Linked DNA regions of Mus musculus: region 1 is linked to region 2. A link is a loop called in an ENCODE intact Hi-C map of the cell type or tissue named here. Cell type or tissue: left cerebral cortex. All regions are shown on one strand. Links, peaks and the distances in the headings refer to the core of each region. The heading gives the core; the rest is flanking DNA. Region 1 holds the start of Mfsd8 (major facilitator superfamily domain containing 8). Region 2 holds the start of Abhd18 (abhydrolase domain containing 18).

Evidence for each region. Hi-C counts contacts between places; a loop is a spot of excess contacts. Peaks named below come from ENCODE experiments on the same cell type or tissue, not always from the same donor. Only the 100,000 strongest peaks of a DNase experiment are listed, where the experiment ranks them.
Region 1: a loop joins it to region 2, with 2.4 times the contacts of the local background. A loop is called at or near these places in 20 of 42 quality-filtered maps.

What each region holds. Positions count from the first base shown.
Region 1 is chr3:40,839,078-40,854,672 of GRCm38, reverse strand. It overlaps Mfsd8 (major facilitator superfamily domain containing 8), which reads left to right and starts at 7,819. Exons shown (of 12, transcript NM_028140.5): 1 at 7,819-8,032; 2 at 15,168-15,259. The coding sequence starts at 7,968. It also overlaps the pseudogene Gm2011 and the pseudogene Gm10731. In left cerebral cortex, for the core only: CTCF peaks have their summits at 7,431 (motif pointing left), 7,765 and 7,970; DNase peaks (open chromatin) are centred at 6,937, 7,469, 7,920, 8,952 and 1 more place; H3K4me3 peaks cover 2,204 bases; H3K27ac peaks cover 1,405 bases.
Region 2 is chr3:40,885,153-40,900,747 of GRCm38, reverse strand. Abhd18 (abhydrolase domain containing 18) reads right to left here and starts at 6,489. Exons shown (of 13, transcript NM_026622.4): 1 at 6,305-6,489. It overlaps 6430590A07Rik (RIKEN cDNA 6430590A07 gene), which reads left to right and starts at 6,644. Exons shown (of 3, transcript NR_166482.1): 1 at 6,644-6,800; 2 at 13,150-13,193; 3 at 14,040-14,891. 1700034I23Rik (RIKEN cDNA 1700034I23 gene) reads left to right here. Exons shown (of 1, transcript NM_028494.3): 1 at 1-552. In left cerebral cortex, for the core only: a CTCF peak has its summit at 6,622; DNase peaks (open chromatin) are centred at 6,150, 6,611, 7,662, 8,014 and 1 more place; H3K4me3 peaks cover 2,341 bases; H3K27ac peaks cover 1,367 bases.

The DNA.
Region 1 (15,595 bases), core at 4,766-12,765, 48 kb after region 2:
AAGGGTATCGCTTCACTTCCACTGTTCACCAGCCTCAACACTCCATCGTAGGAAACTCCAGACTCTTCTTCCTCTTCAGGCCCTCCTCTCTGTTGTAAATCTGAACCGATTCCATAGGCATCTTGCCCATGCAAATTTACACAGGCTCTCCCATGGCCTTGACAAGCAAAGTGGGAAGCATGTTTTCCATCTGGAGGCCAACAAGAATGGTCCTTTTCCCGTATGTAAAATCTGTCCTAAAACATGTTTTAAGATCGGTCCCTAACAGTTGAGCTCGAAGAGGGATGCACAATTACCTTACTATGCTCTTCATGGGAAGGAACTGAATATATCTGTCTTTGAGCACGGGAAGAAAGAAAACCCAGTTTTGGGAGTACCATGCACTAGCCAGCTATTTTAGGGGGACAGTCTCCTTACAGAATTTTACAAGTAAACTGATTGATGCCTTCTTTTCTTCTTGACAGCTATCCCAGTAATATAATGATAGTAGTTATCTTAGTTAAGAACTCAGAAGTATGTCACTTCAAAAACGGCCATAACATAAATACTACGACCTATTTCTTGGGTCCCTTTTTAGGGGGGTGGTTGGGGTGCGCCTAGGGCCTTGCTCATACTAGGCAACGGCTACTCCACAGCTATACTCTTAGCTTTTTGGGTTCTTTATATTTTGAGAGAAGATCCTACTAAATTACTCAGGCTGGCCGAGTACTGACATCCTCCTGTATCAGCTTCCTGAAGAGGTGGGATTACAGGCCCAAGCCACCAGGAACAACTGCCCCAGGACCTTAAGAAAGAACTGAAGAACACATCGCTGAGTCTACTTTGCCCCTTCTCAACATTCTCATTTGCCTTTTCCTCCAGGAATAGGTTGCAAGAACCTACATAGTTTGGTTTCCTGCATCAGGGCCTCATCTTCTTCAATCCAATATCAGCTGGGTGAAATTTTCTTCTAGAAGCTTCAGTGGAGAAGAATCTGCTTTCGGGCTCATAGGTTTGGGGTACAATTTATATACATGCAACTACAGGAGTTATTCATATTTGGTCCTTTGTCAGCAAAGGACAAGCTCAGCACTGGGATGCTATCCGCAGTTCTTCATTTTACACTGACTGTGCTCTCCATATAAGTAAAAAACTACAGACTTCCTTTCTTCAGGGCCCGGTGGAGAGAAAAAGAAAAAGAAAAAGAGAAAGAGAAAGAGAAAGAGAAAGAGAAAGAGAAAGAGAAAGAGAAAGAGAAAGAGAAAGAGAAAGAGAAAGAGAAAGAAAGAGAAAGAGAAAGAGAAAGAGAAAGAGAAAGAGAAAGAGAAAAAGAGTACCCCCTTGGAGTCCAACACCTCTGCAGAAAGGGAAGTGTGTAAATTCAATGTTTCCATTTTATGTTGATTAGAAAGAAAAATCATGGCTCCAGCCCAAACTCAACACTGTGAGTGTCAGAACACAATGATCTTAAAGAACAACCTTGGAAGCTATATACTACATGGGAAGAAGAAACTAACTGTACTTCTCAGCCTTTGAGTATAGGTTTACCCTTTATTACCAGGTTTAAATCTTCATATTTCCACTAGTAGGGGAAAAAAGAACCCACACAAATTCAAAATAACAAAAAACCATACTAAAACCACAGACTTCATAGACCTAAGGAACCACTTATTTATAAGCCAACTGGCTCTTTGCAGTTTGTTTAAATCATGTTTATATTCTTCCATTCACTTAAAACTGTTACTTAAAATTAACACTTCCCTGCAGAGTAAATTTGTCAATTAGTACTTTGTATTTCAGTTATTAAAGAAATGGTAAACGGAAATTGGCTTTTATGGTTTTCTTTTTGAAACAGGATTTCGTAATTACGGCTGACCATAAACTTCCAATCATTACCTCCACTCATGCAACTGGAAGATCTTTTTAAAATATTCTCATCTCCATATCTCCACTATATACATTTTCTACTGAAACAATTATTATTATTTTTCTTTTTCCTTTTAGATAGGGTCTTACCATCTAGCCCTAGGTGGCCTGGGAACTCACAGTAATCTGCCCCCTGAGTGCTGGGATTAATGATATATTAATGTATACAAAATTGAACTTTTAAAAACATTTTAATTTTTTATTACATATTTTCTTCATTTACATTTCAAATGCCATCCCAAAAGTTCCCTATACCCTCCCCCCACCCTGCTCTCCTACCTACCCTCTCCCACTTCTTCGCCCTGGCATTCCCCCGTATTGGGGCATATAAAGTTTGCAAGACCAAGGGGGCTCTCTTCCCAATGATGGCCGACTAGGACATCTTCTGCTACATATGCAGCTAGAGACACGAGCTCTGGGGGTACTGGATAGTTCATATTGTTGTTCCACCTATAGGGTTGCAGACCCCTTCAGCTCCTTGGGTACTTTCTCTAGCTCCTCCACTGGGGGCCCTGTGATCCATCCAATAGCTGATTGTGAGCATCCACTTCTGTATTTGCCAGGCACTGGCATAGCCTCACATGAGACAGCTATATCAGGGCCCTTTCAGCAAACTCTTGCTGGCATATGCAATAGTGTCTGGGTTTGGTGGCTGACTATGGGATGGATCCCCAGAATCACTTAAGTCAGTGTATCCTTTACCCTGTTAACAGAAATCTACGGCTGGTGAGAAGGCTCAGTAATTAAAAGTATTGGCACCATGACTGATACTTCTTTGATCCCCAGGACATACATGTTTGGAAGGAGAGAACTGACTTCTGTAAATTGTCTTTTGGCCTCCACTTGCACACCACAACATGTGTTTATATACAAATACAAACAAGTTAAAAATGTTTCATACTCCCAAATGATCTCGGGTCTTTGGATATATGGGGTAGGATGGAGATACATTTTACAGAAATACAATTCTAAATGACGAACAGTTATGGTTTGGATCTGAAATGTTCTCTGAGTATTCTAAAGATTTGCTGCTCAGTGTACAGGGAAGTGGTACAACCTTATGAAATGGTTTAGTTCCTGGGTATGTGTGCTTGAGGTATATCAAGAGCCTGGGTCCCTTTCTACTCTGTCTTTTTATCTCTCTCCTTCCCAGTCCATGACTGGAAAGGAGGTTCTCTGCCATAAGTTCCATGTCATGATGTTCTTCCTTGCTACAGGTCTAACAGCAAAGCCATCAAATGAACACTAACTCGGAAACAATGAGCTCAGATAACCTTTTCCTGGTAGTTTGAATGAGAATGGCCCAATAGGCTCATATATTTGAATACTTGGTTCATAGTTGGTAGAACTATTTGAGAAGATTAGGGGCATGCATAGCCTTGTTGGAGGTGTCACTGGGGGTGGGCTGTGGGGTTCCAAACACCATCCCCAGTTAGTTTTCTTTGACTCATAATTGTTGATCAGAATGTGAGCTCTTAGGTACTGCCCCAGCACCATACCTACCTGCTGCCACATTCTCACCACAATGGTCACTGACTCACCTTCTGAAACTAGACCCTCCAAATAAACTTCTAGAAGTTGCCTTGGTCATGGTGTTTCTATTACAATAGAAAAGTGTTTAATGTGTTTTTCAGTTTAGGTTGTTTTTTGAGGTATTTTGTCACAGAGACAGGAAGCTAACATTGATTTAAATTATTTTACTACTTAGGTCTTTCTGTGATGGTTCATAAACTTATTACTCATATTTTTGTATGTATTTATTAAATTGCAGAGCAGTTGTATACTATAATAAAGGTCTTGTCTTCCTCAAGTATACTAGGATCTACATTCACCTTTGGAATATCACGTATCATGACACTAAATCAATTATATTTGAGAAAACAAACAAAACCCAAATAATCTTCAACAAGAAACAGTGTACTATTACAAGCTTTTTTTTTTTTTTTTATTTCTACATAGCCCTGGTTGTCCTGGAACTCACTATGTAGACCAGGCTGGACTGAAACTCGTAGAGATCTATCTTTGGCCCATGTGTGCTAGGATTAAAGGCAAATGCCAACATGCCCAGAGCACTTTTTAAAAATTATATTAATTTCTGCATGTGTAATAAAGTACCTAATGACAATGAAATTTCCATTATTTTGCAGTGAACAATATTCATTACATACCAAATTGTTCACTCCTTTGTTTTTTAACCCAGTACTGCAAAATTTCCCACATCACTTTGCTTTTCTATGTAATAGACCACTTCAAGTCTAGAGGCAGCATAGTTTCTTGCTATATTTACCTACTATCACGTATCTCACAGGTAAAAAACAGAAAACAAATCAAACACATATAGGGCTTATTATGTATTTGGTTTTGAAATTTGGTATTATACAGATATTCAAAAATCCAATTTCAGTCTCAGAGCAGTATAAAATGATTTCTGAATGTCTAAATGATATAGTTCCTTCTTTTTTTTGTGTGTATTTGTGTATGTGTGTATGCTGCATGTATGTAGGTTTACATGACAGTTATATACATCACTCGCATGGTAGTAGCGTCATAGACACAAGTATCAGTGACCAGTCTTTTACAAAATGTTGGTTCCTTCGACTCAGATCCTCCTGCTTGTATAAAAAGTGCTCTTACCTATTGAGCCATTTTCACATCCTCTAAAAAAATCTTTCTAGGCAGAGCTGGCTATGTTCAGGATATCCAGAACTATGAATCTTCTGAGTTGGGATAAAGACAACATCAGTTTACATTAAAGTGCCATCTGGAGCTATTCCAGGCACTAAAAGCCCTCAGGTCAAGCAAGACACCAGTGAGATCCTGTAGAAATAGCAATCCCTTTTGAAGTACCAATGGATACAAGGGACATCTGTGTTTTTAAATAGCAAGTGTGCAGAGAAGAAACAAAGTGGAACAAAAATAGAAGTGCCATCACAGTGCCAAGGAATAGAATGTCTTTCCTAGAAATGAGTTTTATTGCTAGCGTGGCACTCACAATCTACAAATATTACTCCATCTAGTACTTTTTAATCTCCTATTACTTTGATATCTAAGTATTTAAACAAACATTACTTTTTCTTGCTAGACTTTTGTTTGTTTGTTTGTTTGTTTTTGAGACTGGGATTCTCTGTGTAGTCCTGGCTTGCCTTCAAGTCATAGAGAGTAGCCTACCTCTGCTTCCCAAGTGTGCCACCACTGCCTGGCTCTTCCTAGACTTTTATGTATGTGATCTCAAAGGCATAAGTAAATTTCAAAATTGTCATTGTGGTGAGAAACCCATTTCTGCAATCTGTCCTCTGACCTCCTCGTATCCTCTGTAGCATATGTGTACTGCAAAATAGATTGTAAAAATGTAATATTTTTTTAATCTACCATGTGTGCCAACTTCCCTCTTGCCCCCCCAAGAGACATAATTTTCATTTTTTAAATGTTTATTTGTCTGAGTGTATGTATGCATGCATGTTCCTAGTGCTTATTGATGTCTAAAGAGGGCATCAGATTCCTCAGAATTAGATGACATGTTACCATGTGGAAATTGAATTTTGATCCTCTGCAAGAGCCATAAGTGCTTTTAAGGTCTGGATCAACTCTCCAGCCCATGTCACACATTAAAATCTCTCTAGCTCGCTCTCTCTCTGTCTCTCTGTCTCTCTGTCTCTGTCTCTGTCTCTCACACACACACACACACACACACACACACACACACCAGCTATTCTTAGGCTACTGATTTAATTGCTTTTATACTGAAGAAGAGTAGGAAAATAAGTGGGAGGGATGTAACTATTCTAAAAAATCATTGAAGAAAACCCAACAAGGGGTTGGATGTATAGCTCAGTTGATAACTTTCCCGTTAAACACTTGAAAGGTTTAGTGGAATTCCTAGCATCACCAAAAGAGAAAAGGGGGTAGAGTGGGGGGACAAATACCTAAGTCCCCAATTTTTGAGTAATACATTCAGAGAGGTTTAGTCTCTTCAACTTTGACTCTTTTTTCTTGGTGGACTATTTAAAAAATATAAAACAAAACAATACAAACAAAAACCACTGTTTGTCCTCCCCCATGTTGCTTTGATTGCTACCTTTGATATGTTTCTGAGTTTATTTAGACTTTAGGAGTTGTCTGTGTCCTCACTGAATGTGTTTTTGTTGTCTGAATTCATCACTTGGAGACAGTAATGGAAAGACCTGAGTTTCCCCACTTAGCTGTGTGACCTTGAGTGAGCCACCTCAACTGGAAAGTAGAAAACTATACTTGGCCTAATACAGAGCAACAAATTATTTCATTTAAATAAACACTAAATACTTGCTTTGCTATTAGGAAATATGAGAAAATATTCTTGATATTCTGTTTACAGGAAACCTGGTGGTAAACAGCACAGGTTTTGTTGTTAGAGGAGTCCTGTTTCTTGAATTCAAGCTACTGTTGGTTAGCTCTGTAGCCCTCTGCCATCTTCCTATTCTCTCTGCCTTTCACTTCTTTGTCTACTTGAGTCAATCTCTCTCCTCTTTAGAAAACCATTGTAGGGATGAAATGAGGACCCGAATAAGAATAAAATTTCTTTCAACATATACCAAATTGTACTTGATGGAATGCTAGTTAAATTTTTCTTCCTCTATTACATATGAGTCACAAATTGTGCAACTGTCCAGGGATTAGAAATGACAACCATAACACAGGAAGAATATTGAGGTTAAAAAAAAGGACTTTATTTTCTACCCATCTGTAGTCTTGGAACCAATAACGAGAATCTCCTTGTTTCTGTTACTATAGATAAATGTGCAGGACTGAATACAATGAAGTATCTAATAATCAGGATTGGATTCAAAGATAATTAACAGAAGACATTTCAAGTTTAACAGTTCTCTAGTAGGGTATGCCTGATTGGCTGCACATGAGATGATCACAAATGAAAGATCAAAGGAGAGGAGATGGGAATACCACACAACAGAGAGCTCCTGAGGCAGGACAAACGCTAAGCGTTCAAGGAGTTCAAGAATTGAGACTGGGCCCCAACTCTGAGAGATTCCGGGTAACTTATCTCGACCTCCGGTCTTGATCAGATAGATAAGTATCTGCTTTACCCGTGTCCTAGGAGAGATGTGATCCAATGAAATCACATGACAATCTTATCTATAGTTAAGAAAACATTACTTTAGGAGACACACGATGACTTCTAGCAGCAATTAGCTGACAAGTCCAATGGCAGGGACAGAGACTAGGAAGTCAACAGTATCTGAGTCTGTTGAGTGTTTATGTTCCTGGTGCTGAAAGCAGCGGGTTGGAGCTAAGCAGGCTTTGCCTAGGGGCTGGTTTTTTGCAAAGTTGAGGTTCTGGGGCCCGGAACCAGCGAGGTTGTAGCCTCCTCAGACCCGACCTTCAGTCCCCTCAAGTGAGGAGCCGGCGGGGGCATCAGTGTCTGGCTGCCATCAGCCGCGACTTCCAAGTCTCTCAGGAGCGGAGTCAGGGGTATAACAGCGGCTGCCTACCATCAGCCTCATCCTCAGTCCCTTTCAGGTGAGGCGCTGATGGCCAGCAGGGTTGGGTCACAGGGGTCCCCAACGCCCTCTGTCGGACAGGACACTGCTGCCTTCATGCCGCCTTGCACGTAAGCAGATGACAGAGGCTGTTACTTACAGGCCGCTCGCCGAGGCACACCTGAAGGGGAACTCGCCAAGCCTCTGGCCACCACCGCTCTCCACGCTTAAGGCACCGGACTTTCGCCTCAGCTCGGACAGCAGAGAGCTGAATCTGCTCAGGTACAAAACAGCAGGCGAGCTGCCAGCCAGCCTGACAGGGAGGACGTCCTCGGGGCGGGGCGTGGCGTCCGCGGGACACGCCCCCAGAGGCCGGCTCTGGCCTTGCTCCACCTCTTCCGGCCTTCTCTCTGTTTGCCACCACCGCCTCCTGCAGGGCCCACACACTTCACATTTCCCTTCGGCTGCCGGTCCGCTTCCGGCCTCACGGCGCGCAAGCGCACTCGTAGGAGTGTTTTGACAGCTCCGGGCCTGGAGAAGGAGCAGGTGTCGCGAGAGTGGGCAGCGCGCCGCCTAGCGAGAGCTGGAATTATGGCGAACCTGGGAAGTGAGGCCGAGCGGGAGCCCCTCTTGGGCCCGGGATCACCCGGAAGCAGGTGAGCAGGCGGGTGGGACTAGCTGGGAACAGTGAGTCCACTGTCCGGACCCGAAACCCGGCTGCACATGCGCATGCCCAGCAACGCCTTCGGAGCCGCTTAGGACAGGCTCCGGGATAATGGCGTGTACTTGGGAATAGAGGAGAATCTTGGTGCTTGGAGAACTTGTGTACCTAGAAAGCTGGGCAGGGGGATGCTTCACAAAGGTCACAGCAGTTTCACATTGTAGCCCTTGTGCTGTGTGTCTTAAGCATCTGCCTGAATCCTGTTATGGTAATTCCTTCTTGCTTGAGAGCTTCTTTTTCTTCACTATTTTTCCTTTGTTTTGTATGAAGAAACCTAAGCTGCCTCCTTTACAGCAGACACTGCATTCTGTTGACCCTGTGTAGCTGTCCACTGTCACAAAAGCCCCAAATGGTGGTTTTAACCGACACTCAAGAGCTAAACTTGAGTTAGACTTTTCCTAACCTGCCTAATAACGTCTTCATATTTTGCAAATAAACCCACTTAAAATGACTCACATTTGCTCAGTATCACATGTCCAAAATAAAGACACCTTTAAGCGTTTCATTAGTATTTTCATCCTTGTAATTCTCATTTTGATCCTAATTTATGAGCACTAATTTAGAAAAGTTGGGCTTGTCTTACTGTAGCAATATGTATTCTTACTTTTACGAAGCAATAAGTATTATTTCATCGAGTCTTTTATTTGAAGCGCAGTGTGTGTTTTATTAGGTTCATTTTTTGAGGGGGAACGGGTGGCACATGCATCATGCTTTGTACAGAGGCCAGAGGATGGATTACAATTTTATGTTTCTTGATTTTTATCTTGAGGTGATTAAAATAAGTAGCAGTGTTGACATTTGTTTTAAAAGAGCTGCATCCCCCAGGCCTGTTGAGACCTTCGAAGCTGTTGGCTTCTGCCCTGCTTTTTGCTGTGCCGCAATCCTTTTGGAGTTCTTACAGCTCTATAGTTGCCCTGCGTATTCCACGCCTAGAAGAGGCCATCCCTCTTCTCCCTTTTGAAATCTGTCAGCAACCCTCATTTATGTTACCTGCAACTCCTGCCAACAACTTTTTTTCTTCCAGGCTTGTTATTTGCCGGGACCCTGAAGTTATTTTTACTTACTGTAATTTTGTGCTTCTGATGTACAGGCTCTGCCAGGCTAGAGCTCCCTGTTAGTCACGTGCATAGGGCTGTGGCATTTCCATTTCCTAGCCTTCTTTGTGCTGCTTGCTTTTCTTTTGTTGTATTTCATGTCTGGCCTGTGTTTTCCAGAAAGAGTGTGGGATCCTTGAGTTATATATGTACAGCTAACCACAGAAATATGATTTTGATTGAAATAAGCTTAAACACATTTTCTCTTACTTTTCTCTCCCTTTTAAATAAGTGATTGTGTTAGGCTTCATCTATAGGTGAAGATGGACAGATGTTCCTGTCCATGAAGAGTTCATTAGATTGAACTCTATGTTCTGTGTTTAGCATTTTAAAAATTAAAAGGAAATATGTATGCTGTTTTTAAAATCATAAGTTGATTCCCTAGCTATGACTAACTGCAGGGTTTGCTCACTTGTACTTTACTGTACAAAGTTCAGTATAGTAAGCCAGCAACCCTTATCAAACAAGATTGACTAATCAGGATTTATTGATGTAATTGGATTAGATCCTTCTTCTTTTCTTGAGTGTCTAGTGCTCTCAACTGACTTCCTTTATGAATTCTATTTAAGAGAACAGAGGCCGACCACTTTTTCTGTAATAGTCCTATTGGTGTATAGTTTAGATTTGTTGGTTCAGGCCCAAAGGCAAAGTCATGGATAGCATAGATACTTAGAAGAGAAAATCTGCAGATCATACTAAATGAGTGCATTGTTTAGTCAGTAGGTTGGTCTATTGGCGAGAAACTTGGTCTTTGAAGTTAGTCTTTTGTCATCTGGTAACAACTATTCACCTGTAAACCAGTTTTATCTATCAAGCTAAAGACCGGTGGTGTCTGGATTTGACCTAAAGATTATAGATTGCTAGCCTTACCTTAGGTTTTTTTGAAATGCTACAGACACTTCAAATTCTTATTTCAGTGTTTGTCAATAAAAGAAATATTACTGCACCCTCTGTCCTAACATGTCTGCATTACCTCCCTCCTCTCTTCCCTCACTCCCTTCCTTTCTTCCTTCCTTTCAGGTAAGTTCTCACTTTGGAGCCCAGGCTGGCTCACAGCTCAGTCTGGTAGAGGCTGGCCTTGAACTTAGGGTCTTCCTGCTTTCCCTCCTTCGTAGTGCAATAACAGTAACAGGCAGGTACTAGTATGCTTGTCTTACAGTGCAGACCTTTTGTTTCTGTCATATGTCTGCAGTTATATCAGTATGCTCTCTCCAGATGCTCACCCTTCTTGCTCTCCAGTTCTGAGTCTGGCTGTTCTGCCTTTCTGTAGTGAGACCAGAGCGAATTTTGAAAGTGCAGTGCTGCTCTGCCCCAGACTCTGTGCAAAAACACTCACTGAATCATATTGTTTTACCCAGGTGTTCAGTTCATGCCAGTGTATTATGTATTTTTCTTGGATTTTAAGTCATATATTTGTTAAACATTCTGCCATCTGGAGCTGTGGTTATCAAAATATTAGAACACCATGGTTTTACTTGAGAGAGAATTCCATCAGGAAAATGAATGCCAGGATACAGCAGAACTAGTAGATAGAAGGTAAACGTTAAACAAATCCCCTTGGAAAGAAGTACAGCATTTTTTGCTTGTTTGTTTGTTTGTTTTAGGTTTTGTTTGTTTGTTTAGACAGGGTCTCACTATGTAGCCCTGGCTGGCCTGGAACTACTATGTACATGGCTTCTACCTTCAAACTCACAGAGATCCTGCTGTCTCTGCCCCCTAAGTGCTGGGATGAAAGGCATGCGCCATGACACCCAGGTTCAGTTTTTCTTCTTACAACCCTGTAAAGCAGAAGTCTGTAAAGCTCAGCCTCAGCCATCTAACATATGTGTCATCAAAATAAAAAACGTATGCTAATTCAGTAAATCAACATCCATATTCTGTTATTCCTTCTAAATTAAAAAAGAGCATTATGGGGGGGGGGGCTAGAGAAATGACACAACGGTTAAGAGAGCAGACTGTTCTTACAAAGGTCCTGAGTTCTAATCCCAGCAACCACACTGTGGATCTGTAATGAGATCTGATGCCCTATTCTGAAGGGTCTGAAAATGTGTACTTACATATAATAATAAATAAATAAATCTAAAAAAAGCGTAATATATACTTATTACTTTAAAAGATTTCAAATACATGGAAAGATTGAAATAATTTACCTAATACCAATTAGTTTTTCTTCCCAATTAGTTTATCTTCACCAGTCAATTGTCTTTACACACACACACATCTAATGCTAAAGTAAAGTAAGTTTCAGATATTACGAATATGTTATTGCAGTCTGCCTTTTCCAAGAACAAATACATCCCTTACAAAACTCCACCAATATAATTAGAAACACCAATTAAGGAGTATTATACAATTTATACTGTGTTCCATTGTTTCTCTAGTAGCTCTAATAATGCAATGAACACATACATACTCATACAAGCCAAGTATTGTTCATGTGTTGGTTCCATCCTGTTTTGAACTCTAGTTTAGAACTGTCCCAGCACTTGGGAGGCAGAGACAGGCAAATCTTTGTAAGTCTGAGGTCAACCTGGTCAACATATCGAATTCCAGGACAGCAGGACTACCTAGAGAGATGCCGTATCACAAAACAAAGCAAACTTTTACTGGCTGTTACTGGTCCTATCTTTGCTCATGTAAGAGTTGACTACTAGGTCTGGGTCAGTGTACCTAAGGGCTATCTCACAATCTAGTTCCATGGACTTTCTTAGTCACAAGAGTGTCACATAACTAATACTGAGAAATGCTAATATATTCCCTGAGAAGTGCAGGCTGCCAGGTCCCCATGATTGAGAATGTCAGACTGAATGTCGTGCACAGATACACATGAAGGCAAAACACTCGTGCACATAAAAGTAAATTTAAAAACAAAAACAAAAAAACTAGAGGCAAAGTCTTGCTGTCTGTCCATCCCAGGCTGGTGAGGAGCTTGCCATCTTCTTAGCATCTTGACCTTTTTTTTTTTTTTTTCTTCCCAGAGTGTCTTGGGCCCCAGGCTGACCTTGAAGTTCCTATGTAGCCTGAGAGATGACCTTTAATTCCTGACCCCTTGTCTAATGTTGAGACACCTGTTATGCCTCAGTTACTTAAGTGCTAGGATTATGGGTTTGGCAAAAAAAGTTTGTTTTTGTTTTTTTTTGTGAGACAAGTTCTCACTTTACAATCCTGGGTATCCTGGATCCACTACATACCAAGGTTGGCACTGAACATGTAACTGCCTTTTGGCCAGGAAAGATTTTTTTCTTTTAACTAGGGTCTCACTATGTAGCTGTGACTGTCCTGAAACTCCCTGAAGCCCAGAGCTCCACCTGCCTCTGCTTCCTGAGTGCTAGTGCCACTACCACCCTGATCCTTCTTATAGAGTGATCATGTGTTTCATTTTTAATCATCTGAGATTAATAATGCGTCTCTAAAAGTATAATACTAGCAAAGTATTAAATTGATACAAGAATCCATATTCTGAGATTCAATGATGCATGCTTTTCCCAGTATGTAATTAACTGCAATGGTATACATTAAATTCAAGTATGTTGATTTTGTAATACATGTTTATCTTTTTCAGATATTTTATATCACGATTAAAAGGTCTGTGTGTAGGTCACTATATTATATCTGCAGTGCTTTAAGTACTCAGAATGTATCAGTAATGGGGGCTGGAAAGATGGCTTAGTGGATATAGGAGATTGCTTCTCAGCTTGATGACCTTAACTTTGATTCTTGGATCTACTGGGTAGAGAAAACTGATTCTCAGTTTATCCTTTGACCTCGACATGCATGCTACAGCACTCAAACACAAATGTAAAAAATAAAACATGAGTAAATATAATAAAAACGAAACACACAAATATCAGTAATGAAATATCCTTGGCAAATAGTACATCTAAACATGTTTCTTCTTCCCTGCCATTTTTTGGTGGTTTGTTTGAGATAGGGTTTCTCTGTGTAGCCCAGGCTGCTCTGGAACTTGATCTAGGCTGCCCTACAACTCACAGAGAATCACGTGCCTCTGCCTTCCGAGTGCTGGGATCAAAAGGCATGTGCTACTACCAGCCTCCTTCTGACAATTCTAAGCCGTTAAATTTGAAAAAAGAAAGCTTTTCAATGATGATTAAATTTGACAGCATCACAGTCTATTTTATAAAATATTCTGGGACCACAGACATCGTGGTACCAGAACTTTACTGAGGGAAGAGGATTTAGACTCTGTGGCCAGCCTGGCATAGAACCATTTCTTAACAAATAATAGTGGTAACAGAAACAAATCAACCAATCCCTTTCTCCAAAAGAAAATACTCTTGGAACATAAGTGGGCACTTTTTCTGTTTAAGTGTTTCTGGATTTGTTGAAAGAGCAATAACCACATCAAGGTAAATTTGCCAACTCTGTTTGGTACTTATACGGTCATTTAATGAGCATAAAACTCAGGCATCACCTACAGAGGTAGGATGTCAGTTATATACTCACTTTTAGTGAGTTACAAGTTTATTCAGAAGACAAAAACCAGTCTGCTCTATCACATAAGCTCTTTGGTCCACGAGTAGAACTTATTTGGTAATTCATGTCAGAGCAAAGGGCGGTGGTCCAGGAAGCTCCAGGCTGGCACCGTCTTAGGTTCCATCATTCCAGTCAGAACAGCTCACAGCAAAAGTAATATGCTTTCATCAAGAATGAGTGCCAGCAACATGAGAGTAATTACAGAAAAGTAGATCTTTTTAAAAAAGACTTATTTATTTATTTATTTATTTAATGTATATGAGTATATCATTGCTGTCTTCAGACACACCAGAAGAGGACATCAGATCCTGGAATTGAATTCAGGACCTCTGGAAGAGCAGTCAGTGCTCTTAACAGATGAGCCATCTCTCCAGTCATTTGTGTGTGTGTGTGTGTGTGTGTGTGTAGGCACGTGTGTGCCATGTTATACATGTAGAGGTCTCTAATTCTACTGTGTGGGTTCTAGGAAGGGAATCCAGGTCATTGGGCAGGAACCTTTACCCATCTCACCATTCTCATAGTAATTAATTTTCAGTATATCCCATTTGGGGCACATCTATTTCTTGTAGCTACTTTATGTAACTTTTCTTGAGAAAGGGTGTTCATTCATCCTGTTAGGTTAATACCTTTCTCTTGCATGTAGCAATAGAAAAGGGGAGCTGGGGACATGGCTCAGTGGTTAAAATGCTTGCTGTGCAAGCGAGAGGACTAGAGTTTGGATCCCTAGAAATTCATGTAAATGCCATGTGGTTATGATGGCCCACCTGTAATTCCAGCATCGAAGGAAAGAGCCAGGGGTCCCAGAGCAACCTGGCTAGCCAGACTGTCCATATCTTCCATCAGGCCACCATATGCACACTCACACCATATAAACACTAAAACTTGAAAGCGAAAAAAAATAGTGAAATAATTGCTTTGAAAAATGTTTTACTTTTAAAAGGTATCTTGTATCTTCTAAATAACTGTGTCTAGTGGTGCATTAATACAGTCCTAGAATCCAGGGAAATTTAAAATGCTTTTTCAGAGGTGAATTAGTGTAACCATAGCCAATATTAATAAATTTTGCTTGTTATATACGTTTCATATCTTTAGTTTGTTGGTTTGGTTTTTTGAGACAGGATTTTCTATTTAGCTTTGAGTGTTCTGGAACTTGATTGTAGACCAGCTAGCCTCCAACTTAGAGATCTGCCTGTTTCTGTCTCCTGAGTGCCTGGATCAAAGCACTGTGCCACCACAGTGTGGCCCAATTGTTAATGCATAAATACCTGCTCCTAGTGATCAGGAGGTCCAGAACTTGTGCATTACCCCAAATGCTTGGGGTTTTCTAGTTCCTGGATCTTTGGAGGAGATAGTACACGTGCATTTTGCTGTAATTCACTGAAGTCAGATGGGGGAATCTCCGCCCACAGTTAACATTTTGGATTTGGAGTTTTGAGATTAGGAACTCTCAACTCTGTTAACCCTTTTCTTCTTTCCACCTAGAGAATGGAGCGAGATAGAAACCCAAGAGCATTACAAGAGTAGATGGAAGTCTGTGAGGATTCTCTACCTTACCATGTTCCTCAGCAGTGTGGGTAAGTGCCGGAAGCTACACAGCTCTACAGTTCAGAGTAAAATGCTTTAGCTTTGGACAATTTGAAGATTAGTTACCTATCCATTTATTTGTTGTTTTTTGAGATAGGTTTTTCTGTATAGCCCTGCTTGTCCTGGAACTTTCTCTGTAGACTAGGCTGGCCTTAGGGATCTGCCTGCTCCCTCCCTCAAGTGTTGGGATTAAATGCATGCCCAGTTTACCTATTTAGAAAAAGCCTTACTATGTAGCCCAGGCTGGCCTTGAACTCAGGGTTCTACTATCTGAACCTCCCTAGTATTGAGATTATAGGTGTGTACCATCATACCAGACTGATTTG
Region 2 (15,595 bases), core at 2,737-10,736:
GACTTCTTTTCTTCATGGCCAGGTGGAGAGAGAGAGAAAGAGAAAGAGAAAAAGACTACCCCCTGGGAGTCCAACACCTCTGCAGAAAGGGCAAGTGGGTAAATGTAATCAATGTTTCCATTTTATGTTGATTAGAAAGAAAAATCATGGCGCCTGCCCAAACTCAACACTGTCAGCGCCAGAACACAATGACACTAAGAACAACCTTGGAAGCTATATACTACATGGGAAGAAGAAACTAACTGTACTTCTCAGCCTTTGAGTATAGATTTACACTTTATTACCAGGTATAAATCTTCATATTTCCACCAGTAGGGGAAAAAAGGACCCACACAAATTCAAAATAACAAAAAACCATACTAAAACCACAGACTTCATAGACCTAAGGAACCACTTATTTATAAGCCAACTGGCTCTTTGCAGTTTGTTTAAATCATATATATATTCTTCCAATTCACTTAAAACTGTTACTTAAAACTAACACTTCCCTGCAGAGTAAATTTGTCAATTAGCACTTTGTATTTCAGTTATTAAAGAAATGGTAAACGGAAATTGGCTTTTATGGTTTTCTTTTTGAAACAGGATCTCGTAATTACGGCTGACCATAAACTTCCAATCATTACCTCTACTCATGCAACTGGAAGATCTTTTTAAAATGTTCTCATCTCCATATCTCCACTATATACATTTTCTACTGAAACAATTATTTTTCTTTTTCCTTTTAGATAGGGTCTTACCATCTAGCCCTAGGTGGCCTGGGAACTCACAGTAATCTGCCCCCTGAGTGCTGGGATTAATGATATATTAATGTATACAAAATTGAACTTTTAAAAACATTTTAATTTTTTATTACATATTTTCTTCATTTACATTTCAAATGCCATCCCAAAAGTTCCCTATACCCTCCCCCCACCCTGCTCTCCTACCTACCCTCTCCCACTTCTTCGCCCTGGCATTCCCCCGTATTGGGGCATATAAAGTTTGCAAGACCAAGGGGGCTCTCTTCCCAATGATGGCCGACTAGGACATCTTCTGCTACATATGCAGCTAGAGACACGAGCTCTGGGGGTACTGGATAGTTCATATTGTTGTTCCACCTATAGGGTTGCAGACCCCTTCAGCTCCTTGGGTACTTTCTCTAGCTCCTCCACTGGGGGCCCTGTGATCCATCCAATAGCTGATTGTGAGCATCCACTTCTGTATTTGCCAGGCACTGGCATAGCCTCACATGAGACAGCTATATCAGGGCCCTTTCAGCAAAATCTTGCTGGCATATGCAATAGTGTCTGGGTTTGGTGGCTGACTATGGGATGGATCCCCAGAATCACTTAACTCAGTGTATCCTTTACCCTGTTAACAGAAATCTACGGCTGGTGAGAAGGCTCAGTAATTAAAAGTATTGGCACCATGACTGATACTTCTTTGATCCCTAGGACATACATGTTTGGAAGGAGAGAACTGACTTCTGTAAATTGTCTTTTGGCCTCCACTTGCACACCACAACATGTGTTTATATACAAAAACACACAAGTTAAAAATGTTTCATACTCCCAAATGAGCTCGGGTCTTTGGATATATGGGGTAGGATGGAGATACATTTTACAGAAATACAATTCTAAATGACGAACAGTTATGGTTTGGATCTGAAATGTTCTCTGAGTATTCTAAAGATTTGCTGCTCAGTGTACAGGGAAGTGGTACAACCTTATGAAATGGTTTAGTTCCTGGGTATGTGTGCTTGAGGTATATCAAGAGCCTGGGTCCCTTTCTACTCTGTCTTTTTATCTCTCTCCTTCCCAGTCCATGACTGGAAAGGAGGCTCTCTGCCATAAGTTCCATGTCATGATGTTCTTCCTTGCTACAGGTCTAACAGCAAAGCCATCAAATGAACACTAACTCGGAAACAATGAGCTCAGATAACCTTTTCCTGGTAGTTTGAATGAGAATGGCCCAATAGGCTCATATATTTGAATACTTGGTTCATAGTTGGTAGAACTATTGGGAAGATTAGGGGCATGCATAGCCTTGTTGGAGGTGTCACTGGGGGTGGGCTGTGGGGTTCCAAACACCATCCCCAGTTAGTTTTCTTTGACTCATAATTGTTGATCAGAATGTGAGCTCTTAGGTACTGCCCCAGCACCATACCTACCTGCTGCCACATTCTCACCACAATGGTCACTGACTCACCTTCTGAAACTAGACCCTCCAAATAAACTTCTAGAAGTTGCCTTGGTCATGGTGTTTCTATTACAATAGAAAAGTGTTTAATGTGTTTTTCAGTTTAGGTTGTTTTTTGAGGTATTTTGTCACAGAGACAGGAAGCTAACATTGATTTAAATTATTTTACTACTTAGATCTTTCTGTGATGGTTCATAAACTTATTACTCATATTTTTGTATGTATTTACTTATTAAATTGCAGAGCAGTTGCATACTATAATAAAGGTCTTGTCTTCCTCAAGTATACTAGGATCTACATTCACCTTTGGAATATCACGTATCATGACACTAAGTCAATTATATGTAAGAAAACAAACAAAACCCAAATAATCTTCAACAAGAAACAGTGTACTAGTCAAGAGCTATTGCAAGCTATTTTCTTTTTTGGTTCTTCAGGCAAATATTTCTACATAGCCCTGGCTGTCCTGGAACTCACTATGTAGACCATTCTGCACTGAAACTCGCAGAGATCTATCTTTGGCCCATGTGTGCTAGGATTAAAGGCAAATGCCAACATGCCCAGAGCACTTTTTAAAAAGTATATTAATTTCTGCATGTGTAATAAAGTACCTAATGACAATGAAATTTCAATTATTTTGCAATGAACAATATTCATTACATACCAAATTGTCCACTCCTTTGTTATTTAACCCAGCACTGCAAAATTTCCCACATCACTTTGCTTTTCTATGTAATAGACCACTTCAAGCCTAGAGGTAGCATATTTCCTTGCTATATTTACCTACTATCAAGTATCTCACAGGTAAAAAACAGAGATAACAAATCAAACACATATAGGGCTTATTATGTATTTGGTTTTGAAATTTGGTATTATACAGATATGCTAAAATCCAATTTCAGTCTCAGAGCAGTATAAAATGATTTCTGAATGTCTAAATGATATAGTTCTTTCTTTTTATAGTGTATTTGTGTATGTGTGTATGCTGCATGTATGTAGGTTTACATGACAGTTATATACATCACTCGCATGGTAGTAGGGTCATAGACACAAGTATCAGTGACCAGTCTTTTTACAAAAGTGTTGGTTCCTTCGACTCAGATCCTCCTGCTTGTATAAAAAGTGCTCTTACTTATTGAGCCATTTCCACATCCTCTAAAAAAAAGTCTTTCTAGGCAGAGCTGGCTATGATCAGGATATCCAGAACTATGAATCTTCTGAGTTGGGATAAAGACATCAGTTTACATTAAAGTGCCATCTGGAGCTATTCCAGGCACTAAAAGCCCTCAGGTCAAGCAAGACACCAGTGAGATCCTGCAGAAATACCAGCCCCTTTTGAAGTACCAATGGATACAACGGCCATCTGTGTTTTTAAATAGCAAGTGTGCAGAGAAGAAACAAAGTGGAACAAAAATAGAAGTGCCATCACAGTGCCAAGGAATAGAATGTCTTTCCTAGAAATGAGTTTTATTGCTAGCATGGCACTCACAATCTACTAATATTACTCCATCTAGTACTTTTTAATCTCCTATTACTTTGATATCTAAGTATTTAAACAAACATTACTTTTTCTTGCTAGACTTTTGTTTGTTTGTTTGTTTGTTTTTGAGACTGGGATTCTCTGTGTAGTCCTGGCTTGCCTTCAAGTCATAGAGAGTAGCCTACCTCTGCTTCGCAAGTGTGCCACCACTGCCTGGCTCTTCCTAGACTTTTATGTATGTGATCTCAAAGGCATAAGTAAATTTCAAAATTGTCATTGTGGTGAGAAACCCATTTCTGCAATCTGTCCTCTGACCTCCTCGTATCCTCTGTAGCGTATGTGTACTGCAAAATAGATTGTAAAAATGTAATATTTTTTAATCTACCATGTGTGCCAACTTCCCTCTTGCCCCCGCAAGAGACATAATTTTCATTTTTTAAATGTATATTTGCCTGCGTGTATGTATGCATGCATGTTCCTAGTGCTTATTGAGGTCTAAAGAGGGCATTAGATTCCTCAGAATTAGATGACGAGTTACCATATGGAAATTGAATTTTGATCCTCTGCAAGAGCCATAAGTGCTTTTAAGGTCTGGATCATCTTCTCCAGCCCATGTCACACATTAAAATCTCTCTAGCACTCTCTCTCTCTCTCTCTCTCTCCCTGTTTCTTTCTCTCTCACACATACACACACACACACACCAGCTATCCTTAGGCTACTGATTTAATTGCTTTTATACTGAAGAAGAGTAGGAAAATAAGTAGGAAATATGTAACTATTCTAAAAAATCATTGACGAAAACCCAACATGGGGTTGGATGTATAGCTCAGTTGATAACTTTCCTGTTAAGCACTTGAAAGGCTTAGTTGAATCCCTAGCATTACCAAAAGAGAAAAGGGGGTAGAGTGGGGGGACAAATAGCCAACAAGTCCCCAATTTTTGGGTAATACATTTGGAAAGGTTTAATCTCTTCAACTTTGGCTCTTTTTTCTTGGTGTACTATTTAAAAACAAACAAAAATATAAAACAAAACAAAACAAACAAAAACCACTGTTGTCCTCCCCCATGTTGCTTTGATTGCTACCTTTGATATGTTTCTGAATTTATTTAGACTTTAGGACTTGTCTGTGTACTCACCAAATATGTTTTTGTTGTCTGAAGTCATCACTTGGAGACAGTAATGGAAAGACCCGAGTTTCCCCACTTAGCTGTGTGACCTTGAGTGAGCCACCTCAACTGGAAAGTAGAAAACTATACTTGGCCTAATACAGAGCAACAAATTATTTCATTTAAATAAACACTAAATACTTGCTTTGCTTTTCATATTAGGAAATATGAGAAGATATTCTTGATATTCTGTTTACAGGAAACCTGGTGGTAAACAGCACAGGTTTTGTTGTCAGAGGAGTCCTGTTTCTTGAATTCAAGCTACTGTTGGTTAGCTCTGTAGCCCTCCGCCATCTTCCTATTCTCTCTGCCTTTCACTTCTTTGTCTACTTGAGTCAATCTCTCTCCTCTTTAGAAAACCATTGTAGGGATGAAAGAGGGCCTGAATAAGAATAAGATTTCTTTCAACATACACCACATTCTACTTGATGGAATGCTAGTTAAAATTTTCTTCCTCTATTATATAAGAGTCTCAAATTGTGTCACTGTCCAGGGATTAGAAATGACAACCATAACATAGGAAGAATATCGAGGTTAAAAAAAGGACTTTATTTTCTACCCATCTTTAGTCTTGGAACCAATAACGAGAATCTCCTTGTTTCTGTTACTATAGATATATGTGCAGGACTGAATACAATGAAGTATCTAATAATCAGGATTGGATTCAAAGATAATTAACAGAAGACATTTCAAGTTTAACAGTTCTCTAGTAGAATATGCCTGATTGGCTGCACATGAGATGATCACAAATGAAAGATCAAAGGAGAGCAGATGGGAATACCACACAACAGAGAGCTCCTGAGGCAGGACAAATGCTAAGCGCTCAAGGAGTTCAAGAATTGAGACTGGGTCCCAACTCTGAGAGATTCCAGGTAACTTATCTCGACCTCAGGTCTTGATCAGATAGATAAGTATCTGCTTTACCCGTGTCCTAGGAGAGATGTGATCCAATGAAATCACATGACAATCTTATCTAGAGTTAAGAAAACATTACTTTAGGAGACACACGATGACTTCTAGCAGCAATTAGCTGACAAGTCCAATGGCAGGGACAGAGACTAGGAAGTCAACAGTATCTGAGTCTGTTGAGTGTTTATGTTCCTGGTGCTGAAAGCAGCGGGTTGGAGCTAAGCAGGCTTTGCCTAGGGGCTGGCTTTTTGCAAAGTTAAGGTTCTGGGGCCCGGAACCAGCGAGGTTGTAGCCTCCTCAGACCCGACCTTCAGTCCCCTCAAGTGAGGAGCCGGTGGGGGCATCAGTGTCTGGCTGCCATCAGCCGCGACCCCCAAGTCTCTTAGGAGCGGAGTCAGGGGTATAACAGCGGCTGCCTACCATCAGCCTCATCCTCAGTCCCTTTCAGGTGAGGCGCTGATGGCCAGCAGGGTTGGGCCACAGGGGTCCCCAACGCCCTCCCTCGAACCAGGGAACCGCTGCCTTCCTGTCGCCTTGCACGTACGCAGACGACAGAGGCTGTTACTTACAGGCCGCTCGCCGAGGCACACCTGAAGGGGAACTCGCCAAGCCTCTGGCCACCACCGCTCTCCACGCTTAAGGCACCGGACTTTCGCCTCAGCTCGGACAGCAGAGAGCTGAATCTGCTCAGGTACAAAACAGCAGGCGAGCTGCCAGCCAGCCTGACAGGGAGGACGTCCTCGGGGCGGGGCGTGGCGTCCGCGGGACACGCCCCCAGAGGCCGGCTCTGGCCTTGCTCCACCTCTTCCGGCCTGCTCTCTGTTTGCCACCACCGCCTCCTGCAGGGCCCACACGCTTCACACTTCCCTTAGGCTGCCGGTCCGCTTCCGGCCTCGCGGCGCGCACGCGCACTCATAGGAGTGTTTTGACAGCTCCGGGCCTGGAGAAGGAGCAGGTGTCGCGAGAGTGGGCAGCGCGCCGCCTAGCGAGAGCTGGAATTATGGCGAACCTGGGAAGTGAGGCTGAGCGGGAGCCCCTCTTGGGCCCGGGATCACCGGAAAGCAGGTGAGCAGGCGGGTGGGACTAGCTGGGAACAGTGAGTCCACTGTCCGGACCCGAAACCCGGCTGCACATGCGCATGCCCAGCAACGCCTTCGGAGCTGCTTAGGACAGGCTCCGGGATAATCGCGTGTACTTGGGAATAGAGGAGAATCTTGGTGCTTGGAGAACTTGTGTACCTAACAAAGCTGGGCAGGGGGATGCTTCACAAAGGTCACAGCAGTTTCACATTGTAGCCCTTGTGCTGTGTGTCTTAAGCATCTGCCTGAATCCTGTTATGGTAATTCCTTCCTCCTTGAGAATTTCTTTTTCTTCACTATTTTTCCTGTTTTGTATGAAAAAACCTAAGCTGCCTCTTTTACAGCAGACACTGCATTCTGTTGACCCTGTGTAGCTGTCCACTGTCACAAAAGCCCCAAATGGTGGTTTTAACCGACACTCAAGAGCTAAACTTGAGTTAGACTTTTCCTAACCTAATAACTTCTTCATATTTTGCAAATAAACCCACTTAAAATGACTCACACTTTGCTCAGTATCACAGGTCCAAAATAAACACACCTTTAAGCGTTTCATTAGTATTTTCATCCTTGTAATTCTCATTTTGATCCTTATTCATGAGCACTAATTTAGAAAAGTTGGGCTTGTCTTACTGTAGCAATATGTATTTTTACCTTTACGAAGCAGTAAGTATTATTTCATCGAGTCTTTTGTTTGAAGCGCAGTGTGTGTTTTATTAGGTTCATCTTTTGAGGGGGAACAGGTGGCACATGCATCATGGTTTGTACAGAGGCCAGAGGATGGATTACAATTTTATGTTTCTTGATTTTATCTTGAGGTGATTAAAATGAGTAGCAGTGTTGACATTTGTTTTAAAAGAGCTGCATCCCCCAGGCCTGTTGAGACCTTCGAAGCTGTTGGCTTCTGCCCTGCTTTTTGCTGTGCAGCCATCCTTTTGGAGTTCTTAAGCTCTGTAGTTGTCCTGCCTATTCCACGCCTAGAAGAGACCATCCCTCTTCTCCCTTTTGAAATCTGTCAGCAACCCTCATTTATGTTACCTGCAACTCCTGCCAACAACTTTTTTTCTTCCAGGCTTGTTATTTGCCGGGACCCTGAAGTTATTTTTACTTACTGTAATTTTGTGCTTCTGATGTACAGGCTCTGCCAGGCTAGAGCTCCCTGTTAGTCACATGCATAGGGCTGTGGCATTTCCATTTCCTAGCCTTCTTTGTGCTGCTTGCTTTTCTTCTGTTGTATTTCATGTCAGGCCTGTGTTTTCCAGAAAGAGCGTGGGATCCTTGAGTCATAGATGTACAGCTAACCATAGAAATATGATTTTGATTGAAATAAGCTTAAACACATTTTCTCTTACTTTTCTCTCCCTTTTAAATAAGTGATTGTGTTAGGCTTCATCTATAGGTGAAGATGGACAGATGTTCCTGTCCATGAAGAGTTCATTAGATTGAACTCTATGTTCTGTGTTTAGCATTTTAAAAATTAAAAGGAAACATTTTCAGAACAATTCAACAAGTATTCTGTTTTTAAAATCATAAGTTGATTCCCTAGTTATGACTAACTGCAGGGTTTGCTCACTTGTACTTTACTGTACAAAGTTCAGTATAGTAAGCCAGCAGCCCTTATCAAACAAGATTGACTAATCAGGATTTATTGATGTAATTGGCTTAGATCCTTCTTTTCTTGAGTGTCTAGTGCTCTCAACTGACTTCCTTTATGAATTTTATTTAATAGAGCAGAGGCCGACACTTTTTCTGTAATAGACCCATTGGTGTATAGTTTAGGTTTGTTGGTTCAGGCCCAAAGGCAAAGTCATGGATAGCATAGATACTTAGAAGAGAAAATCTGCAGATCATACTAAATGAGTGCATTGTTTAGTCAGTAGGTTGGTCTATTGAGGAGAAACTTGGTCTTTGAAGTTAGTCTTTTGTCATCTGGTAACAACTATTCACCTGTAAACCAGTTTTATCTATCAAGCTAAAGACTGGTGGTGTCTGGATTTGACCTAAAGATTATAGATTGCTAGCCTTACCTTAGGTTTTTTTGAAATACTACAGACACTTCAAATTCTTATTTCAGTATTTGTCAATAAAAGAAATATTACTGCACCCTCTGTCCTTACATGTCTGCACTACCTCCCTCCTCTCTTCCCTCACTCCCTTCCTTTCTTCCTTCCTTTCAAGTAAGTTCTCACTTTGGAGCCCAGGCTGGCTCACAGCTCAGTCTGGTAGAGGCTGGCCTTGAACTTAGGGTCTTCCTGCTTTCCCTCCTTCGTAGTGCAATAACAGTAATAGGCAGGTGCTAGTATGCTTGTCTTACAGTGCAGACCTTTTATTTCTGTCATATGTCTGCAGTTATATTCAGTACTGCTCTCTCCAGATGCTCACCCTTCTTGCTCTCCAGTTCTGAGTCTGACTGTTCTGCCTTTCTGTAGTGAGACCAGAGCGAATTTTGAAAGTGCAGTGCTGCTCTGCCCCAGACTCTGTACAAAAACACACACTGAATCATATTGTTTTACCCAGGTGTTCAGTTCATGCCAGTGTATTATGTATTTTTCTTGGATTTTAAGTCATATATTTGTTAAACATTCTGCCATCTGGAGCTGTGGTTATCAAAATATTAGAACACCATGGTTTTACTTGAGAGAGAATTCCATCAGGAAAATGAATGCCAGGATACAGCAGAACTAGTAGATAGAAGGTAAACGTTAAACAAATCCCCTTGGAAAGATGTACAGCATTTTTTGTTTGTTTGTTTGTTTGTTTGCTTGCTTGTTTAGACAGGGTCTCACTATGTGTGTGGAGCCGCACTCACATTTGCCATTACAAGATGGCGCTGACAGCTGTGTTCTAAGTAGTAAATAATCTGCACATGTGCAGGGGCAGTTTTCCTGCCATGTGCTCTGCCTTTCTCGTGACGACAACTGGGCCGATGGGCTGCAGCCAATCAGGGAGTGACACGTCCTAGGAGGAGGATAATTCTCCTTAAAAGGGACAGGGTTCTGGCACTCCCTCTCTTCGCTTCTTCGCCTCTTCTTCTCTTCGCCTCTTCGTCTCTTTCTCTTCATCTTTTCCTCTGCTCTCTCTCTCTTCCTCTCTGCCTCTCTCTGCCGCGCTCTTCCTCTCTTGCTCCTGAGTAAGCAATAAAGCTTTGCCTCGTCTTTCCTGGCCGGTCGCAAACGCGTGCAAGAACTATGTATCCCTGGCTGGCCTGGAGCTACTATGTACCTTCAAACTTACAGAGATCCTGCTGTCTCTGCCACCTAAGTGCTGGGATGAAAGGCATGCGCCATGACACCCAGGTTCAGTTTTTCTTCTTACACCCCTGTAAAGCAGAAGTCTGTAAAGCTCAGCCTCAGCCATCTAACATGTGTGTCATCAAAATAAAAAATGTATGCTAATTCAGTAAATCAACATCCATATTCTGTTATTCCTTCTAAATTAAAAAAAACATAATAAAAATTTATTACTTTAAAAGATTTCAAATACATACAAAGATTGAAATAATCTACCTAATGCTAATATCTTTCCAATTAGTTTTTCCCCAGAAGTCAGATGTCTTTATACACACACACATCTATTGCTAAAGTAAAGTAAGTTTCAGATATTACGAATATGTTATTGCAGTCTGCCTTTTCCAAGAACAAATACTTCCCTTACACAACTCCACCAATATAATTAGAAACAACAATTAAGGAGTATTATACAATTTATACTCTGTATCCACTCTAATAATGCAATGAACACACATACATACTCATACAAGCCAGTTACCGTTCCTGTGTTGGTTCCATCCTGTTTTGAACTCTAGTTTAGAACTGTCCCAGCACTTGGGAGGCAGAGGCAGGCAAATCTTTGTAAGTCTGAGGTCAACCTGGTCAACATATCGATTCCCAGGACAGCAGGACTACCTAGAGAGGTCCCGTATCACAAAACAAAGCAAACTTTTACTGGTCCTATGTTTGCTCATGTAAGAGTTGACTACTAGGTCTGGGTCAGTATACCTAAGGGCTATCTCACAATCTAGCTCCATGGACTGTTTCTTAGTCACAGGACTGTCACATAACTAATACTGAGAAATGCTAATATATTCCCTGAGAAGTGCAGGCTGCCAGGTCCCCATGATGGAGAATGTCAGACTGAATGTCGTGCACAGATACACATGAAGGCAAAACACTCATGCACATAAAAGTAAATTTAAAAACAAAAACAAACAAAAAAAAAAACCTAGAGGCAAAGTCTTGCTGTCTGTTCATCCCAGGCTGGTGAGGAGCTTGCCATCTTCTTAGCATCTTGACCGTTTTTTTTTTTTCTCCCCAGAGTGTCTTGGATCCCAGGCTTACCTTGAAGTTCCTATATAGCCCGAGAGATGACCTTTAATTCCTGACCCCTTGTCTAATGTTGAGACACCTGTTATGCCTCAGTTACTTAAGTGCTAGGATTATGGGTTTGGCAAGAAAAGCTTGTTTTTGTTTCTTTTGTGAGACAAGTTCTCACTTTATAGTCCCGGGTATCCTGAATCCACTACATACCACTGAACATGTAACTGCCTTTTGGCCAGGAAAGATTTTTTTCTTTTAACTAGGGTCTCACTATGTAGCTGTGGCTGTCCTGAAACTCCCTGAAGCCCAGAGCTCCACCTGCCTCTGTTTCCTGAGTGCTAGTGCCACTACTACCCTGATCCTTCTTATAGAGTGATTATGTGTTTCATTTCTAATCATCAGAGATTAATAATGGGTCTCTAAAAGTATAATACTAGCAAAGTATTAAATTGATACAAGAATCTATATTCTGAGATTCAATGATGCATGCTTTTCCCAGTATGTAATTAACTGCAATGGTATACATTAAATTCAAGTATGTTGATTTTGTAATACATGTTTATCTTTTTCAGATATTTTATATCACGATTAAAAGGTCTGTGTGTAGGTCACTATATTATATCTTCAGTGCTTTAAGTACTCAGAATGTATCAGTAATGGGGGCTGGAAAGATGGCTTAGTGGTTGTAGGAGATTGCTCCTCAGCTTGATGACCTTAACTTTGATTCTTGGATCTACTGGGTAGAGAAAACTGACTCTCAGTTTATCCTTTGACCTCCACATACATGCTACAGCACTCAAACACAAATGTAAAAAATAAAACATGAGTAAATATAATAAAAACGAAACACACAAATATCAGTAATGAAATATCCTTGGCAAATAGTACATCTAAACATGTTTCTTCTTCCCTGCCATTTCTTGGTGGTTTGTTTGAGATAGGGTTTGTCTGTGTAGCCCTGGCTGCTCTGGAACTTGATCTAGGCTGCCCTACAACTCACAGAGAATCACGTGCCTCTGCCTCTCGAGTGCTGGGATCAAAAGGCATGTGCTACTACCAGCCTCCTTCTGACAATTCTAAGTCGTTACATTTGAAAAAAGAAAGCTTTTCAATGATGATTAAATTTGACAACATCACAGTCTATTTTATAAAATATTCTGGGACCACAGACATCATGATAACAGAACTTTACTGAGGGAAGAGGATTTAGACTCCAGCCTGGCATAGAACCATTTCTTAACAAATAATAGTGGTAACAGAAACAAATCAACCAATCCCTTTCTCCAAAAATCAACCAATCCCTTTCTCCAAAAGAAAATCCTCCCAAATGCTGAGATTACAGAGTTGGGCCAGTATTCCCAGAAATAAAGCTAAACATTTAAGAGTAGGCCTTCCATAATTTCTGACTAGATTTGCCTAACATTTAGAATGGACAATAGTGCTGGGCTGTAACTGGGTGGTAGAGTACTTACCTAGAATTTGAGGTTCCCCTATCACTACAGAAAAGTAAAACAAACAAACAAAAAAGGGCAACATTGACAAATAGTGTAAGAGTTTTTCCATTATAGTATTGAGTGGGGAAACCTATCAGAAATCAGGACTTTGCCTCTGAAGTATGGCATCCTCAAGTAAGTTAGTTCATATTACTTCCCTTGAGATGGTGTTCCAGCTCCCTCGCTTCCTTGCAGTGAAGTGCTCTTTCAAACAGTACAGACAATTTCCCTCTGACAAAGTGGCCTTTCTTGCACTCATGTGTGCTGTGAGAGGACAGAGACAAATTCTTTGCCCTTGCTAGATCAAGCATAGTCAGGGACTATAATTACCTCGTTGTTTCTATTTTGTTATTAGAATTTATTATTATTCCGATAACTAACATTTTACTGCTTGATAAAATAAGCATTGTGTATATAAATTGTCAGGTTTAGAATATCTTAAAAAAATCTTTGCTGTATTTCCAAAAGCTATGGCTCCAATAGTGATTACATCGTTATAATGCAAGTAAACATGTCTGCCTCTTTGCAGGTTTTTCTATTGTGATAATGTCCATCTGGCCATATCTTCAAAAGGTTTGTGCACTTCACTCTGTTTTTGAACTAATAGTAGAGGTAACTCTAATATTATTGAGCGTTGTCTAAAGAGTGTCTTTAGTATTTTGTAGTTTGATCTGTTTAGAATAACTTAGAGTAATAATTACTCAATGGCAGTATAAGTTGGTCATATGCTTTATTGTACAGACAGAAACATTTGAAGCAGAAAGGGTGCTGGGCCAAGAAGCAGACAACTGCCTGGAGAGTAGCAGACAGAGTAAAGCTGTGGTTACCAACTTACTCAGTTGTCCCTGAGTCACTACCTTGTTGCATCCTCCCGAGGGAAGAGCAGCTCAAGAAGACAAGTGGATTCTTAAAGTGTACAGATCATATTTCTGAGGAATAGTTTCACGTTTTCCTGTGGAATTAATTTGGGTTTTCAGGAAAGCTGGTGTAAAGTATAGCCAATGTGGCTCTCTTGATATTCCTGGGAGATTGGTTTTCAGGTCCCCCAAAAGTATACCAAAATGTGTGGATGTGAAAGTCTGTTACATAAAGTGATGTAGTGTGGGAAGCCACATGTGCCGTTGCAGGGTGGCGCTGGCTACCACTGGCCACCACACGTAAGTTTGGGTAGACACCCAATGTGTACATATGCAGTAGAGTTTTTTTGCCAAGATGAGGTTTTGAGTATTAACCAATCAGATGAGAGACATGCAAATGAGGTATGTTAACCAATCAGATGTGAGACATGCAAATGAGATAGTAAGCATAACCAATCCAGGTGTGAGACACGCCTCTCCTAGGCCTATATAAGCAGCACCAGTTCTGGGCTTGGGGGTCTTTTCGCCTCTGCAATCAAGCTCTCTCAATAAATGTGTGCAGAAGGATCCTGGTGTGGCATCTGCTTTGCTGGTGAATCGGGCTTGCACAAGAAGTGGTGCCAAAACCTGGGATGAGACATCTTCAGGCACGAGCGAAGACCCCCTGCTACAGGGAGGATTCAGAACTATATCGCGGGGAAGGAGTGGCTAATGAAGTGTTCCCGCAAGACAGACTGCTCAGAAGGATTCGAATGTGTGGATTCAGAACAATTCAGCTGGGGAATGGTGGTACTGGTAAGTATAAAGAAATTAATGTGAGTCTCTGAGAGGCATGCTTTCATACGAAATAGATCCGATAATTGTCGCTGGGGTTGTGCTGCTTGCTATCTTTCTTGCCTTGATTTTATGCCATTGCCTTAATTGTCATTGCCCTGGGCACGAGTGTATCTGCTGGGAATAATTTCACGTAGATAACACTTTAGTCCAGGACGATCATGGGTACTGGCCAGTATATGCCCTTAGTAGGGCCGGTGCAAGCCTTGCTTAAAGAAAGAGGTTTAAAGATTTCGGAAAGCACAGTGAGCGGGTTTTTGAAAGAAATAGACAGACTCACTCTTTGGTTTGCCCCTATTGGGTGCTGACGCTTCTTAGTTGGGAAAAGTTGGGAAAAGATATAGCAAGAGAGGAAGCAGACGGGAAAGTAAAAGCAGGAACAAGGCCGTTATGGAAATTAATTAAGGCTTGTATCCAGGACATGAAATGTGAGCTAGCTGTTAAGGAAGCGCCGCGACTTTTATAGGAGCAACAGGAAAGTATGTCAGAAACAGAGAGATATGAAAAAGAAGGCACGCACAGAAAAATAAGTAAAGGATGAGAAATAAAAGGAGAAAAGGAAAAGAAGCCAAAATGTAAAGATACAAAACATAGTATAAAAGATAAAGAACAGAAAATTAAGTCAATTTACCCTTCTCTTGAGGACTTTGAGTTGTTAGAATTATCTAGCTCAGAGGATTCGGAATTATCAGCAGGGGAGGAGGAAGATTTGGAGGAGGCTGCTGTGGAGTATGAGGCAGAAAGATCTGGTCCAATAGGGAGGACTTTCGGTGCTCCCCCACCTCCTCCGCCTTATACAGATAAGAAAGCAATTGGCAATGGCCATCTTTTTGCACTCCTAGAGGGTTGTGAAAAATATGTCAGGCTTTTCCTGTTTTTCAGGATCAAGCTCAACAGCGATATTATGAGCCAATATCCATAAGGAAGTGAAAGAGCAGAGTCAGTAAGGACCTATGGAGTCAATGCCTCATTTACTCAGTCCCAAATTGATAGACTGGCTCACAATGCCATGACTCCTTTTGATTGGATGAGTGTGGTAAAGGCATGTCTTAAGATGGAACAGTATCTAGATTGGAAGTCTATATGGCATGATCTGTGTTTGAGTCAGGCCCGTGCTAATGCTACTGCAGGGCAACAAGCATGGAGCTTTGAAATGCTTACAGGTCAGGGTATATGGACAAACAATCAATTAGCATACCCAGTGCAGGTCTATCTATGATCAAATCAATCAGGCAGCGGTGAAAGCTTGGAAAGCATTGCCTAATTGAGGAGAGGTATCTGGTA